Linked DNA regions of Homo sapiens: region 1 is linked to region 2. Evidence: read pairs that join two places in POLR2A ChIA-PET (ENCODE). Cell type or tissue: PC-9. All regions are shown on one strand.

Region 1 (8,000 bases), 150 kb after region 2:
TCCAGTGAACCTCCTTTCTTTGCTTTTCTTTTGTTCTTTTTTAGACCTCGAGTCCCATAGAAGAGGACTTTGAAGGAATACAAGGTGCATTTGCCCAACCTCAAGTCTCTGGTAATAAGCCCTTAGGGAAGATTCCTTGAGAATCACTTCCCTTAAATTTCTTCTGTTGGATCACAGATGTTTAGAGCTGGGGGGATCCTGAGGGACAGCCTCGTCCAAACCTTTCATTATATGGTTGAGAAAACCAAGGTTCAATGATTTCTCCTCAATAGAACAAATCCCTTCCTCCTCACCAACCTCATGACATCCACGTGTTGTATTATTTATACCTCCCCTTGCATTTTTATAGCAAATGTTGTTGTAGTCACTGCTTTTTCCCCCTTTGGTCTCTCAAGCTTTCAGGCTCCTTGGTGTGCCACATAGCAAGTGCAGTTATCTTTGCTAAGCTGACCTGGGGGATTTGCCCAAGCTACATAGCTAGTTATTAACATAACAAAATTAGAACTAGGTTTTCATGTATTTCTTCTCCCCAGAAGGCAGTGTCACCAGCATTTTCCTTTGCTTGCTTAGCATCTTAGCAAAGAGTTAGTAACAGTTAACAATGCAGATTCAACTTAACATCTACCACTTGGGAGGCCTTGGGTTCTATATAACTTAGCAGGGGCTTTCTTTTAGATGAGAAGGTAGCCTTGGATCAGTAGCCAGGGATGTGGCACCAGACAGATATAAGTTAACTGTTGGCTTTGTTACATTTTTAAAATTGTGTACTCTTGTTCTTTTAAGGTATGTACTCATCTATTTTAAAAGTAGAGTTATCCACCTACCAACCTGTGTAGCTATCCATGGTCATGTCTCAACCGTCTAAACCCAAACAGCGTAGTGTTATGAACTTACTCCCTTCTTCCACTGCATACTCCAGCTTCCAACTGTAACCTTGTGAAGGCCCCTGCCAGAGTTGGGAGCATTTTAAGAAGCTGTAAGCTTTTAGATCAACTTTTACTTAAAGTCTCAGCATAATATGTATTAAAAGTCTCCAGAGCCTTGGGCCACCCACCTCTTCCTGCAGAGCCTCTTTTTTGGACCTGCCTTGTATGTGGCCACTTAACTTGTATGTGGAGGTGAGTTGAGTGGGATGGAAAAGTTTAGGGCAGACAGGTCAGATAACCAGAGCTAGTTTAATACAGACACATGAAGTATGTGAAAAAGTCTCTGATTTCTACTCCATTCACTTCTTTCTGCCCCTCTCTGCCCCCTTTTCCTTCTACTGTTCTGATATATATCCCCTTCCACATGAGAGGACACAACAGGGGTACAGGATGCAGCATGCTAGGTTCCAAGACCCATTCTGCCACTGACTTTTTCTGCATAACCTTCAGCAAGTCACTTCACCCCAGGGCCCTACTTTCCCCTGGTATAAAGTAAAGGAGAGGGTCGGACTCTAAAGTCTCTAAGCTCTAAATGTTGCTTCTTAGGAATTAGTTTATGCTTTCTGGATATTTATCATTTTAAAAGGGTCAGAGGAAGAGGAACCCCCAATGTCTCTCCACTGGTGGGGTTTCAGAGCTCCTTGGTAGCTGTGAAAGGTGGCATTGTTCTGATGGGCCTTCTTAGTGTCTACCAGACCACCTGGACCTAAGGAATGGGATGGGGGTGGGGGAGTCATAGGCATTTGGAAACAGGGCTGGATGCTCCATCTGCCCCCTTCTTTATTAACTAGGACAGTACAGTGGTGGGAAGGAAAATGGATACTGGCCCTGCCTGCCTGGAGCAAAGCATCTTACTGAGAACTGGGGAGGAGTAACTTCAGATAACTTGATGCCAAGAAGAACAGAAGACAGTTGAATTAGCTCCTCAGTACTCAAGACCCCACGCCCACGCCCACGCCCACACCTAGTGTTTGATGGCCAAGTGGCATAGTTAGAGTTCGGGGCTGTTTAGTTAACAAACAGTTCTTGTTTTCAACGCCCCCTGGCGTCTGTTGACAGGAACCGGGTCAGTTTGCCTTCTTAAAAAGACAAAACAACATTTGTCTTCAGAAATAACTGTGGTTATAACTGAAAGGCCAGTAAATAGCTTGATTGTATTCTGAGTGTCAGAATATAGTTCTGTGCTCTGAGCAAGGAAAATAAACTTTCAGAGCAAAAACCTCTTCTACAGCACTCAATCCAAACCCAATTAGGGCAGCACTTTGTTTATCCAGATTATTTCTAATTCTGGACCAGACCAAGGGACATTCTAGGGAATGGTGACAATAATTTGGGTTGACAAAGATTCAGTAAAAAAAAATATATATATATATTTTTAACTTTATTCTTTCAGGTGAGGAAAAGTTCCAAATGAGAAAAATTCTTGGAAAGAATGCTGAGATTTTGCCCAGGTCTCAATTTCAACCTGTACGAAGGTATGGGCTATTATTATCTTATGCAGTTTCAAACTCATAGATGCAATGTTAAATGGTGATAATGCTCCGTGTTTATATATTGCTTGTCTTCAGATGTATTAGCTACTATCTTATAAAAGTTAGCTTTGGGCAGCTTAGCTGTGTTAGGACTTGTGCAGTAGAATTTGAGGGATTGAGTCATCACCTTTACTTAGATCTGACTCTGACTTTCTGTTCATGTGACCTTGTCAAGGTTCTCAACCCCTCTATTCTATTTTCCCATCTGTGAAGCAGGGATAAGAATCCTTACTGAGAATGTTGACAATAGGAACTTAAAGTAATAATATAACTCCTGGGCATTTATCCCAGAGAGATGAAAATTTACATTTACACAGAAATACATACAGGAACGTTTATAACAAATTTATCCATAATACCTCCAAACTGGAAACCCGGATGTCCTTCACCAAGTAAATGATTAAACAGACTTTGGTACATCCATACCATTGAGTGCTTGCTACTCAGCAGTAAAAAGAAATAAACTATTGATACATGCAACAACTTGGCTAAATTTCCAGAGAATTATGCTGAGTAGGAAAAGCAATCCCAAAAAGTTATTTACTGTGTGATTCCATTAATATAACATTCTTGAAATGACAAAATTATAAAAATAAAGAACAGATGAGTGGTTGCCAGGGGTTAAGGAAGGGGTGGGGAAAGGAGGGAAGCAGGCATAGCTGTAAACCAGAAATATCTTTGTGGTAGTAGAAATGTTCTGTATCTTGACTGTATCAATGTCAATATCCTGGTTGTGATACTGTCCTATAGATTTGCAAGATGTTACCACTGGGATAAAGTGGGTAAAGTGTATTTTCTTTTTCTTGAGATAGAATTTCACTCTTGTTGTGTGATCTCAGCTCACTGCAGTGGCGTGATCTCAGCTCACTGCAGTGGCGTGATCTCAGCTCACTGCAACCTCCACCTCCCGGGTTCAAGTGATTCTCCTGCCCCAGCCTCCCAAGTAGCGGAATTATAGGCATGTGCCACCACACCTGGCTAATTTTGTATTTTTAGTAGAGATGGGGTTTCACCATGTTGGCCAGGTTGATCTCGAACTCTTGACCTCAGGTGATCCACCTGCCTCGGCCTCCCAAAGTGCTGGGATTACAGGCGTGAGCCACCGCATTCAGCCAGTAAAGTGTATTTCTTACAATTGCATGTGAATCTACAATTATCTCAAAAGAAAAGTTTAAAAAATTCATAATTGTTATAACGTATCTGGCACAATAACATTCAATTTATTTTATTCTCTCTGGGCCTCAGTTTCCTTAATTATAATTATTGTAGCTAGTATTTCCTAAATATCTAGCATATGCCAGGCACTCTGTTTCATTGTCTGATTTAATCCACATAACAACCCTGTGAGGCACATACCATTGCCTCCATTTGCCAGTAAAGAAAGCAAAGTTCAGAGAGTTTAAATATTTTTTTCTAAGGTCACTCAGCTAGTCAGTCAGGATAGACTAGATTATGCTATATATAGTAAACAACTCCCAAATTTTAGTGGTTTAAAACAACAAGTTTCTTCTTTGCTCCTGCTTCATGTCCATGGCTCATGGGTTGGCCAGGAATGTTCTGTGCTATATTGCCTTCTATCAGACTTAGGCTGAGGGAGGCCCCATTTTTGTGCTTCCTTGATTGCTAAGGCAGGAAAAATGGAACACGGTGAGTTGTGTACTGGCTGTTAAAGTTTCTGCCCAGAAGTGACTCATCACTTTCACTCATATTTTATTGGTTAAAACAAGTTCTGTGGTCATTTATGTAAATCAAGAGGGCCAAAAAGTCCTGTTGTATTATTTAGAAGGAGAAACAAACATTTTTGGTAACAGAATTAATAAAGTCACAACTCAACCCCAAATCCATGATCTTTCATTTATATCACTGGTCTCAGAGGATTTTTGCAAGGATTAAAAATGTGAAGGACAGGCACAGTGGCTCACACCTGTAATCTTAGCACTTTGGGAGGCCGAGGCAGGCAGATCACCTGAGGTCAGGAGTTTGAGATCAGCCTGACCAACATGGAGAAACCCCGTCTCTACTAAAAATACAGAAAATTAGCCGGGCGTGGTGGCGCATGCCTGTAATGCCAGCTACTTGGGAGGCTGAGGCAGGAGAATCACTTGAACCCAGGAGGCGAAGGTTGCAGTGAGCTGAGATCGCGCCATTGCACTCCAGCCTGGGCAACAAGAGTGAGACTCCATCTCAAAAAAAAAAAAAAAAAAGTGAAAACATGGAAGGATTTAGCATGGGATCTGCCTTATAGTTAATGTTCAGTGAGTACTGACATTGAATCTTAAATATTGGTTAAAGTAGAAACAGGTCAAGTTTGTCTTCACTATTCTGGCCATTTTTTGGTACAAGCCTCTCTGGCCTCTCCTGGTACACTATGCCAGGAAGCTTCTTACAGGTGCTGAGGCCTCATGGCTGTGCCCCTTTGCTCCAATATCTTACCTCCCAGCAAAGTTCCTGTGCTCTGTTGATTTTCTCATGAATTTGCTCACAGTCGTATAGAGTCTTTAACTGATTTCAGAGCTGACCCTTAGAGAGTATTTATTCAACTCTGGAGAGAAAAATGAGGCCCAGACATGTCAGAGAACTCGCAGCTAGTAGTACAGCCAGAACCAGAACTCACACTTTTTTTTTTTTTTTTTTTTTTTTTTGGAGATGGAGTCTCATTCTTGCTGCCCAGGCTGGAGTGCAATGGCGCGATCTCAGCTCACTGCAACCTCCGCCTCCTGGGTTCAAGCAATTCCTGTCTCAGCCTCCCGAGTAGCTGGAACTACAGGCACGTGCTACCAAGCCCAGCTAATTTTTGTATTTTTAGTAGAGACGGGGTTTCACCATGTTGGCCAGGATGGTCTCGATCTGTTGACCTCGTGACCCACCCGCTTTGGCCTCCCAAAGTGCTGGGATTACAGACGTGAGCCAACGTGCCTGGCACAGAACTCACACTTTCTACTCCTGAGCTTAGTGCCCTTTCCTCTGCGTCTCACACTGGGCTGATCAACTGGTTCCTTGTAGCAAGTAGTTAGTGTACTTTGTTCACAGAGGGGATTTATGTAATTTTCTTACTTTCTTTCTCACAGTACTGAAGATGAACAAGAAGAGACATCAAAGGAGTCACCAAAGGAACTGAAAGAGAAAGACATGTATGATCACCAAAGAGAATGCCTAGGGATGCTTGTGTAAAGTCTTGGTTTTAAGGGAATAGTATATTCTTGTTTGTAAGGATCTTTCCATTTTTACGTGTAGACTTAATGTGAGTATGCTGCTTCTTTCACCAAAAAGTTGTTATCAAATTGGTGATATGATTTATAACTAATAGCAGCTTACACTCAAGGAAATGTAGTGATGATAATAATAATCATAATAATAATAAGTTTACGCTTAAGGTAGATTAAATCTGTTTTCCACGTAAATATCCTGGAAATATGGAATATTTCATCTATGGAAATAGTTTATTTTTAGCTGCTGATATGTTTAAAGTTACAGTATCTAGCAAAGAAAGTCTCTATGGTGCCAGGTGTGGTGGCTCATGCCTGTAATCCCAGCACTTTGGGAGGCTGAGGTGGGCGGATCACCTGAGATCAGGAGTTCGTGACCAGCCTGGCCAACATGGTAAAATCCCATCTCTACTAAAAATACTAAAATTAGCCAGGCATGGTGGCACACGCTTGTAGTCCCAGCTACCCAGGAGGCTGAGGCAGGAGAATCACTTGAACCCGGGAGGCGGAGGTTGCAGTGAGCCGAGATCATGCCATTGCACTCCATCCTGGGTGACAAGAGCAAAACTCTGTCCCTGCCGCCAAAAAAAAGTCTCTTTGGTAATAAAGTTACAATCTCTTTTAAATATGTTCTCTAATATTCTCTTTAAGATACATAAGATGTTCTAAGATATTCTCTAATTCTGGCCTATTGCCACATACAAATTTTGTTAAGATTATACTTAAAAAGTACCTCTCAGGAATATATTGTTTGATTTTTCTAGTCATCTTCTCATCATTACTGTGTGCTCTTAATTCTTTAGATCATTGACGGATATTCAAGACCTGTCTAGTATCTCCTATGAACCAGACAGCTCTTTTAAGGAAGCTTCATGCAAAACACCCAAAATAAACCATGCACCTACCAGTGTCAGCACTCCACTCAGCCCAGGTAATCACAGGGAAGAGAAGTGTTTGGGGAGAAGGACTTACAGCCCCAGCCCATTGTCTCTGGGAAGCCAAGCCGTGGTATCAGAGCTGGTGGCTGTGTTGTCATAGTGCAAAGGTTTTTCTTTAGGGCCAAAACTGGGTAATCCCATTGTAGGCCAGGGGGCGGGGTGATGGTGGTGGTGATTATTGGGCAGCCGTTAGGAGGTTTTGGTTAGAACTGCAGTGGTAAAGCCATGCAAATGCTACATCTCCTCTAAGCACTACTGAATTTAGTACAAAAACATTGAGCTTTGTAGAGTTTGCAACTTAAAACAGTACCTTGTGCTTAAACTTTATATAGTTCTTAAGTCCTGCAACCATATGCAACCAGCATCAAATATCCTCTCTTTAGTGGCCTTACTTCCAATATATTTGTGGTTTAAAAAATCACCGTTTATTTTATTTTGGTAAAGTTTAGAGGCCAAGTTTAGAGACTATTATTTTTTATACCATGAGGAGCTGTGTCTCAGATCAATGATTGTTTCAGTAATTTTTTTTTTTTTTTTTTTTAAAGACAGAGTCTCACTCTGTTGCCCAGGCCGGAGTGCAGTGGCGCAATCTCGGCTCACTGCAAGCTCCGCCTCCCGGGTTCATGCCATTCTCCTGCCTCAGCCTCCCGAGTAGCTGGGACTACAGGCGCCCGCCACCGCACCCAGCTAATGTTTTGTATTTTTAGTAGAGACAGGGTTTCACCGTGTTAGCCAGGATGGTCTTGATCTCCTGACCTCGTGATCCACCCACCTCGGCCTCCCACAAAGTGCTGGGATTACAGGCGTGAGCCACCGTACCCGGCCTTATTTCAGTTATTAACAATTTGGAAAATCCTTAGTATAGGTATAGGTTTGTGGGTTTGGATGTTTTGTTTGTTTGTTTGTTTGTTTGTTTGTTTTAATAATGTAAAAGATTCATTTCTGCACATCATATTGGGGCAGAAAAAACAAAAACAAAGGGAAAAAGGAAAAAAGGAGAAATAATATAAAGGATTCAGACAGTAACCTTCCGCTTTTCTCCAACAGGGTCCGTTTCTTCAGCTGCCAGTCAGTATAAAGACTGCCTTGAAAGTATCACATTTCAGGTTAAGACAGAGTTTGCCTCTTGCTGGAACAGTCAAGAATTTATTCAAACTTTGTCTGATGACTTTATAAGTGTCCGAGAGAGAGCAAAGAAACTGGATTCTCTCCTTACTTCCTCTGAAACTCCCCCTTCAAGACTGACTGGTCTTGTAAGTATATCAATTCCACGTTACAAACTCATGGAGTCAGCCCAAAGGGCCCAGTGACCCAAACTGCCAAGATTTCTCCAAATTCATTAAGAAAGCAAGAAATAAGCTGGGTCCTCTCCTGGCTTGCCTGGGACTCCTCTCTTGA
Region 2 (8,000 bases):
CTGCAGTGAGCCAAGATTGCACCGCTGCACTCCAGCCTGGGCGACGCAGAGACTCCATCTCAAAAAAAAAGAGATGCCAAAAATATATTTGGCTCAACACTATTGATAAATATGCATATTTCAGCCAAAAAATGTGTGTTCTATGATGTAAATTCACAGAAGAATTAACATCTTAAAGTGGGCTATATTTGGTGCTACAATAGATCTATAATACCTACAGACCAAAATAAGTAATGTTAGTATTTTTTCTTTTCTGGAAATCTTCAACAACTTTCACTTTAAAGATTTTTAATATCCTGACATTACATATGGCATGGAACACACTACCCCAAAATAAGTATTTCCTCTGCTCTTAAGAATAAATTTCAGTCCATTTGTGACTACAATATTCTGTATATACTACTATTTTGGGGACAATGTTCTAAGCATCAAAAGCTGTCCTCAAATATGCTTGCTGCCTACAGAAGTTGACAGAAGCAAGTTGTAAATTCTCTCTTTAGATAATTACCGCCCATCAATATCAAAATCCCACTCTAATCAAATAATACTGACTTTGATTTGAAACAGTACTGTGCATTCCTTCTGGCTGGGTGACTTGTACAATGTTGCCAACCTGCTTAAAGAAAAAGAATAAATACATACAAACACATGAACTTAATTAATTAAAAGTTCAGATGACCAAACTCATTATTTAAATGTATAGGTTTATTATATTAATAATTCTATTTTTTCTCTAAGAACACAAAAAGGAGAGAAATATTAAAAATACACCCTTCAAATTACCCGTATGTATATAACAGAGTTTATATGAAATTTTAAAGCAACCTAAAAGTCCAATGACTGATTCAAATAAATTATTTTACATATGATGAGATATTACTTATGCTAAAAACTAAACGTGGAAGAAAATATTCAATGAGATAGGAAAGTATTAATAATATACTAAATAATAGTTATACTGTATTATCCCATATTTATAAGTATGTATACGCACATCTAAAAGAATTGATAGAAGACTACAATCAAGAAGTTAAAAGCTGTTATCACAAGGTAAAGGTTGCTTGCTTATATTTTCCAAACTGTCTGCAGTAATCATGTTTTTTTAATTATTGCTGAAGAATTATGATAATTTCTTATACTACAAATGAGAAACACTTACTCATATTACACCCAATAAAAATAGCTAGGACGACATTGTTTTAAAATGATGCACCTAGGCATGGTGGCTCATGTCTGTAATCCCAGCTCTTTAGGAGGGCAAGGCATGAGGATCACTTGAGACCAGGAGTTTGAAGCCATCCTGGGCAACATAGTGAGACCCCCATCTCTACAAAAATAATAATATAAAATGATTATGTCCCAAAAATAAGTCATGACAGAACAAGATCTGCTTAGGTGGGATTTTATTATGTCTTATACAATTAATATAAAACTGAAAGCTAAAAGTAGCTGAGAAATAAATTTCTAAGCTCTTATTAACTATATTCAAGTACTGTAACAGCAACAAATATAAACAAAAACCTTTAAGACTGCTTTTTGGCTGGGCGCGGTGGCTCACGCCTGCAATCCCAGCACTTTGGGAGGCCAAGGCAGGCAGATCACCTGAGGTCGGGAGTTCGAGACCAGCCTGACCAACATGGAGAAACCCCATCTCTACTAAAAATACAAAATTAGCCGGGTGTGGTGGCGCATGCCTGTAATCCCAGCTACTCGGGAGGCTGAGGCAGGAGAATCGCTTGAACCTGTGAGGCAGAGGTTGCGGTGAGCTGAGATCATGCCATTGCACTCCAGCCTGGGCAAAAAAGAGTGAAACTCCATCTCAAAAAAAAAAAAAAAAACTGCTTTTAAGAATTACTTTAAAACTGATACACTGTAACTTATTCACAATAGCCAGAAGGTGGAAGCAACCCAAGTGTGCATCCACAGATGAATAAACAAAATGTGGTATGTACATACAATGGAATATGCAGACTTAAGGAAGAAAATTCTGACACATGCTACAACATAAATGAGCCTTGAAGACATTATACTAAGTGAAATAAGCCAGTCACATCAGAACAAGTATTATATGATTCCAATTATATGGGGTTGCTAGAGGAGTAAAATTCAGAGACAGAAGGTAGAATGGTGATTGTCAGGGGCTGGGGGTAAAAAAGAATGAGTTAGCATTTAATGGGTACAGAGTTTCAGTATGGGAAGATGAAAAAGGTCTGAAAATGGATGATGATGGCTGCACAATATGAATGTACCTAATGCCAGTGAACTATATGTAAACATAAAATGGTAAATTTTATGTTATATACATGTTTTAGCACAATGTAATGAAACTGATCTAAAAAATACAGATTCTAACCTAGAGGAAAATAAGATTCTCAGAGTTATAAGGGTCATTTACTTACACAAAATAGAATGATTTGTTTTCAAAGACAATTCAAAAAGGACATTTTGGCTATGATCTGTTACTCTCTTAATTTTGAAATTGCCCCTCTTCTCAGACACAATTCAAAAGAAAAACACAGACCAAAATACAGCAGAATCCAAAATGTTCTATACTCTGTAATTGCAACTTTAAACATAAATAATTGCTAAGTAATATGTAATACAAGAATAGCTATGTTGAGGCTGGGTGCGGTGGCTCACGCCTGTAATCCCAGCACTTTGGGAGGCTGAGGCAGGCAGATCACGAGGTCAGGAGTTCAAGACCAGCCTGGCCAACACGGTGAAACCCCCATCTCTACTAAAGATACAAAAAAAAAAAAAAAAAATTAGCTGGGCGTGGTGGCACGCACCTGTAATCCCAGCTACTGAGGAGGCTGAGGTAGGAGAATCACTTGAACTGGGGAGGTGGAGGTTGCAGTGAGCCGAGATCGTGCCTCTGCACTCCAGCCTGGGCGACAGGGCGAGACTCCATCTCAAAAAAAAAAAAAAAAAAGAACAGCTGTGTTGAGTGGAATTATAAACTTTTATAATTCCCTAGGGTTGATAATCTATCTTTAATGCAAAAATTCACAGAAAAAGAGAGGCAAGGTGTATTTTAACCTGCCTTATTAAGAAGTCATTTTTTGAATGATGAAAATCAGCTAGCCTTCTGAAAAATTGGTATCTAAATCACCTCATATCAACAGTATGTCCAAAAAAGGTGCCTAGTACATCTATCCTGAGGAAATTATTAAAAAGTGAAAAGCTTTTAAGAAGCATTTACATGCTTGTTAAGAATCCTAAAGTCGGCCGGGCACAGTGGCTCATGTCTATAATCCAGCACTTTGGGAGGCTGAGGTGGGCAGGTCACTTGAGGTCAGGCATCCGAGACCAGCCTGGTCAAAATGGTGAAACCCTGTCTCTACTAAAAATACAAAAGTTAGCCAAGTGTGGTGGCGCATGCCTATAATCCCAGCTACTTGGGAGGCTGAGGCAAGAGAATCACTTGAATCAGGGAGGTGGAGGTTGCAGGGAGCCGATATGGCGCCACTGCACTCCAGCCTGGGTGACAGAGTGAGACTCCATCTCAAAAAACAAAACAAAACAAAAAAAGAATCCTAAAGTCAAAGGGGCATTAATTATTCAGGTTGAAAATCATCCTCAGGCCGGGCGCGGTGGCTCACACCTGTAATCCCAGCCCTTTGGGAGGCCGAGGTGGATCACCTGAGGTCGAGAATTCGAGGCCAGCCTGACCAACATGGAGAAACCCCATCTCAACTAAAAATACAAAAAATTAGCCAGGCGTGGTGGTGCATGCCTGTAATCCCAGCTACTCGGGAGGCTGAGGCAGAAGAATCGATTGAACCCGGGAGGCCGAGGTTGTAGTGAGCTGAGATTGCGCCACTGCACTCCAGCCTGGGCAACAAAAGCGAAACTCCATCTCAAAAACAAAACCAAACAAAACAAAAAAATCATCCTCAAATTTCTAGGTAAAAATACCACTTTTATGCATCATGTCTCTTCAGAGATCTTTTAAAATGAAAACTAAACCAAAGAATCACTTGGCTCATGGCCCCAGCTGAGATGTAGCTTAACATATGGCTGAACTACATAGTTTGGGTCAGGAAGAAATAAGACAGAAGCACAATTTGTGCTCTAAAACTGAGCACACATATGAAACACTGTGTGGGGGTGTTGATTTATTACTCCACTCTACCACCAGATCGTCTTGGCAAAGAGTAGTGTAATTCTGAATAATCTTGGCCTCATATAACCATGAATATGCAAATTGGAGGAAAACTCACATAATATAAGGACATAGACAAAAGTATTTCTTTTAATAACTGTTGGAATATTATTCCATCATTAGTCTAAGGGTAAAAATCAGGTGTTACTGGTGAAGGACAGGGGCTGGGGCATGAGACAGCACACCTAAGTTCAATGCCCAATATAATTTGGCTATTCAAGATTTTTAGTTTCTGGACGGGTGCTGTGGCTCACGCCTATAATCCCAGTACTTTAGGAGGCCGAGGTAGGTGGACTGACTGAGTTTAGGAGTTCGAGGCCAGCCTGGGCAACACGGCAAAACCCCATCTCTACAAAAATTACAAAAATTAGCTGGGTGTGGTGGTACATGCCTGTGGTCCCAGCTACTTGGGAGGCTGAGGTGGGAGGACTGCTTGAGCCCAGGAGGTTGAGGTTGCAGTGAGCTGAGATTGCACCACTGCACTCTAGCCTGGGCAACAGAGTGAGATCCTGTCTCAAAAAAAAAAAGAAAAAAAAAAAAGATTTTTAGTCTTCCTCTCCAAATGAAAAATGTTCATTTTTATAACTATTTTTCCCTGATATGAATTTCTATTTCCATCCTTTTAAAATAACCTAAAATTTAAAAAGCATAAAGCATACAAAATTTCATGCAACTTTTTTTTTTTTTGAGACAGAGTCTTACTCTGCTGCCCAGGCTGGAGTGCAGTGGTGCAATCTTGGCTCACTGCAACCTCTGCCTCCTGGGTTCAAGTGATTCTCCTACCTCAGCCTCCTGAGTAGTTGGGATTACAGGTGCCCGCCACCATGCCTGGCTAATTTTTTTGTATTTTTAGTAGAGACACAGTTTCCCCATATTGGCCAGGCTGGTCTAGAACTCCCAACCTCAGGTGATCCACCTGCCTTGGCCTCCCAAAGTGCTGGGATTACAGGTGTCAGCCACTGCGCCCGGCCTCATGTAACTTTTTTTTTTTTTTTAATATCTTAGAGATGGGGTCCCATTTTGCGGCCCAGCCTGAAGTATAATAGCTCAATCATAGCTCACTGCCACCCTGACTTCCAGGGCTCAAGTGATTTTCCCAACTCTGGCCTCCCAAACAGCTAGAACTATAGGTGTGCACCACCACACCTGGCTAATTTTTTATTATCTATAGAGGTGGTGTCTTGCCATTTCGGCCAGGCTGTTCTCCAACTTCTGGGCTCAAGTTCATGCAACTTTAACAACTTAAAGATGTCAGGTTTCAAATGATAAAGAACAAAACTACTTTAATGCTATTAAATGAGGTCAATTTATTTTGATTACATAAAGTATGTACATTATTTATCATATATCCACAGCCCGAAAAAAAAAAGTTTGAAGAAAAAAGATTTTACCTAAAAAAAGGAGTAAGCTACATATTCAGATTGGCTGGCAATCAACACAATACTACAATTACCTTCTAGAAACAGTTATTATAGAAGAAAAGAAATGAACTCCATAAAGTCAGCTATGGCCGAGTGCGGTGGCTCATGCCTGTAATCCCAGCACTTTGAGAGGCTGAGGTGGGCAGGTCACCTGACATCAGGAGTTCAAGACCAGCCTGGCCAACATAGTGAAATCCCACCTCTACTAAAAATACAAAATTAGCAAGGTGTGGTGGCAGGCGCCTACAATCCCAGCTACTCGGCAGGCTGAGACAAGAGAATCACTTGACCCCAGGAAGTGGAGGTTGAAGTGAGCCAAGATCTCGCCATTGCACCCCAGCCTGGGCAAAAAGAGCGAAACTCCCTCTCAAAAAAAAAAAAAAGTTTATAAGGCCGGGTGCGGTGGCTCATGCCTGTAATCCCAGCACTTTGGGAGGCCGAGGCGGGTGGATCACGAGGTCAGAAGATCGAGACCATCCTGGCTAACACGGTGAAACCCCGTCTCTACTAAAAATACAAAAAATTAGCTGGGCGTGGTGGCAGGCGCCTGTAGTACCAGCTACTCGGGAGGCTGAGGCAGGAGAATGGCGTGAACCTGGGAGGCAGAGCTTGCAGTGAGCCGAGATCGCGCCACTGCACTCCAGCCTGGGCGACAGAGCGAGACTCCGTCTCAAAAAAAATAAAAAAGTTTATAAAGTCAGCTATAAAATGTAGATAATACTATTTTCAGTCTACAGCCATACCACCCTGAATGTGCCTGATCTCATCTGGTAACACTATTTCAAAGATTTACGTGGAAAATAACATGAAATTATATATATACACACACATATACATACGTATATGTATATACATCTATACGTATACGTATATACATCTATACGTATACACATATATACATACACGTATATACATATATACATCTATATGTATACACATATATACATATGTATATACATCTATACTTATACACATATATACATATGTATATACATCTATACGTATACACATATATACATATGTATATACATCTATACGTATACACATATATACATATGTATATACATCTATACGTATACACATATATACATATAATCTATATATATACACATATATACATACACGTATATATGTACACATATATACATACAGTGCTTTGCACAATAAAGGACAGTTAAGAAATATTCAATAAATAGTAGCTATTATTTACTACTTATTCAGTTAACCTTTCTGGGCCTTGGTTTTCTTTTAATAATAATAGGTATACATTCTGCAAATAATTATTGAAAAGATTATCTGAAATGTTATATTTAAAGTGCCTAGTAAAATACCTAGCACAAGCAAGCACTCACTAAAATGAGAGTATGAAAAATAAATAAAATAAAAATAAGAATTAAAAAAATGATCTTATGAGATGTAGAAAAAATATTATAGAACAGCAGATTTCCCCCAATCTATCTATATTCAGTGTTGGTGTTGTACATCATTTTCTTGTTTTTTTTTTTTTTTTTTGCAGGGGGTGGATGGAGTCTCACTCTGTAACCAGGCTGGAGGGCAGTGGCACAATCTTGGCTCACTGCAACCTCCGCCTCCTGGGTTCAAGTGATTCTCCTGCCTCAGCCTCCTGAGTAGCTGGGACTAAAGGTGTGTGCCATCACGCCCAGCTAATTTTTTATTTTTAGTAGAGATGGGGTTTCACCATGTTGGCCAGGATGGTCTTGATCTCTTGACCCCATGATCCACCTACCTCAGCCTCCCAAAGTGATGAGATTACAGGTGTGAGCCACTGCATCCGGCCATGTACTTTAGTTTCTAATTTCTTGGGAAGGATTTGTAAGAAGGTGAATTCATACAATGGTTAACTCATGGTAAGCGTGATTTTCTGATCTCTTGGATAACTTATCAATGCTAACTTCTAGAACTTGACAAAGAAGGCAAACTTTTCCTCCTGTTGAGTTCATAAAAAGATGAAATATCTTGCTCTGTTCCTATTATTTTTCTTCTTAAATGCATTTTATTAGTAAATATTTAATTATAGTCTGAAGAAGACTACTGTATACTAACTCAGGCGTAATTCCTATGAAAAAATAAATGACGGAATGTGCTTTACAGAATAACCTAAAACTGGGAAAGTATAAGCAATATGTTCAAAAGACAGCTGGAGAACTGTTGCCAAATCTTTACAATAAGGTTTGGTGCCGAGAAAATAACTCCTTTTGTGACTCTAGTATACAGCAACTTACTTACAAAACTAGGAGGAACTACCTTAAATTGTGATCATAGAAAAAAAATTAGGGGGAGGATTTACCAGTCATACTGGTTTAGAGTAAAAAATGTGTTTAAATTAGGGGGCGACAGTCAATAGTAAAGCACTACGTATTGTGGGGGAAAAAAAACACTACCTGAGCTCTTTG

Evidence for each region. Peaks named below come from ENCODE experiments on the same cell type or tissue, not always from the same donor. Only the 100,000 strongest peaks of a DNase experiment are listed, where the experiment ranks them.
Region 1: POLR2A ChIA-PET joins it to region 2 with 11 read pairs; 3 of 35 experiments call an interaction of 5 or more read pairs at or near these places.

What each region holds. Positions count from the first base shown.
Region 1 is chr17:58,571,776-58,579,775 of GRCh38, reverse strand. It overlaps TEX14 (testis expressed 14, intercellular bridge forming factor), which reads left to right. Exons shown (of 32, transcript NM_031272.5): 20 at 45-111; 21 at 2,320-2,401; 22 at 5,527-5,589; 23 at 6,468-6,595; 24 at 7,650-7,855. It overlaps LOC107985048 (a long non-coding RNA gene), which reads right to left and starts at 6,003. Exons shown (of 3, transcript XR_001752952.2): 1 at 5,513-6,003; 2 at 4,892-5,000; 3 at 1-946. In PC-9, CTCF peaks have their summits at 1,752 and 1,951 (motif pointing left); DNase peaks (open chromatin) are centred at 1,965 and 4,115; H3K27ac peaks cover 1,120 bases.
Region 2 is chr17:58,725,097-58,733,096 of GRCh38, reverse strand. It overlaps RAD51C (RAD51 paralog C), which reads right to left. Exons shown (of 9, transcript NM_058216.3): 8 at 553-613. The region is part of intron 1 of LOC105371843 (a long non-coding RNA gene); the gene reads left to right. Among named protein-coding and RNA genes, the nearest start is that of PPM1E, 27 kb to the left of the region's middle. In PC-9, no CTCF peak of the experiment used is centred here; no DNase peak of the experiment used is centred here.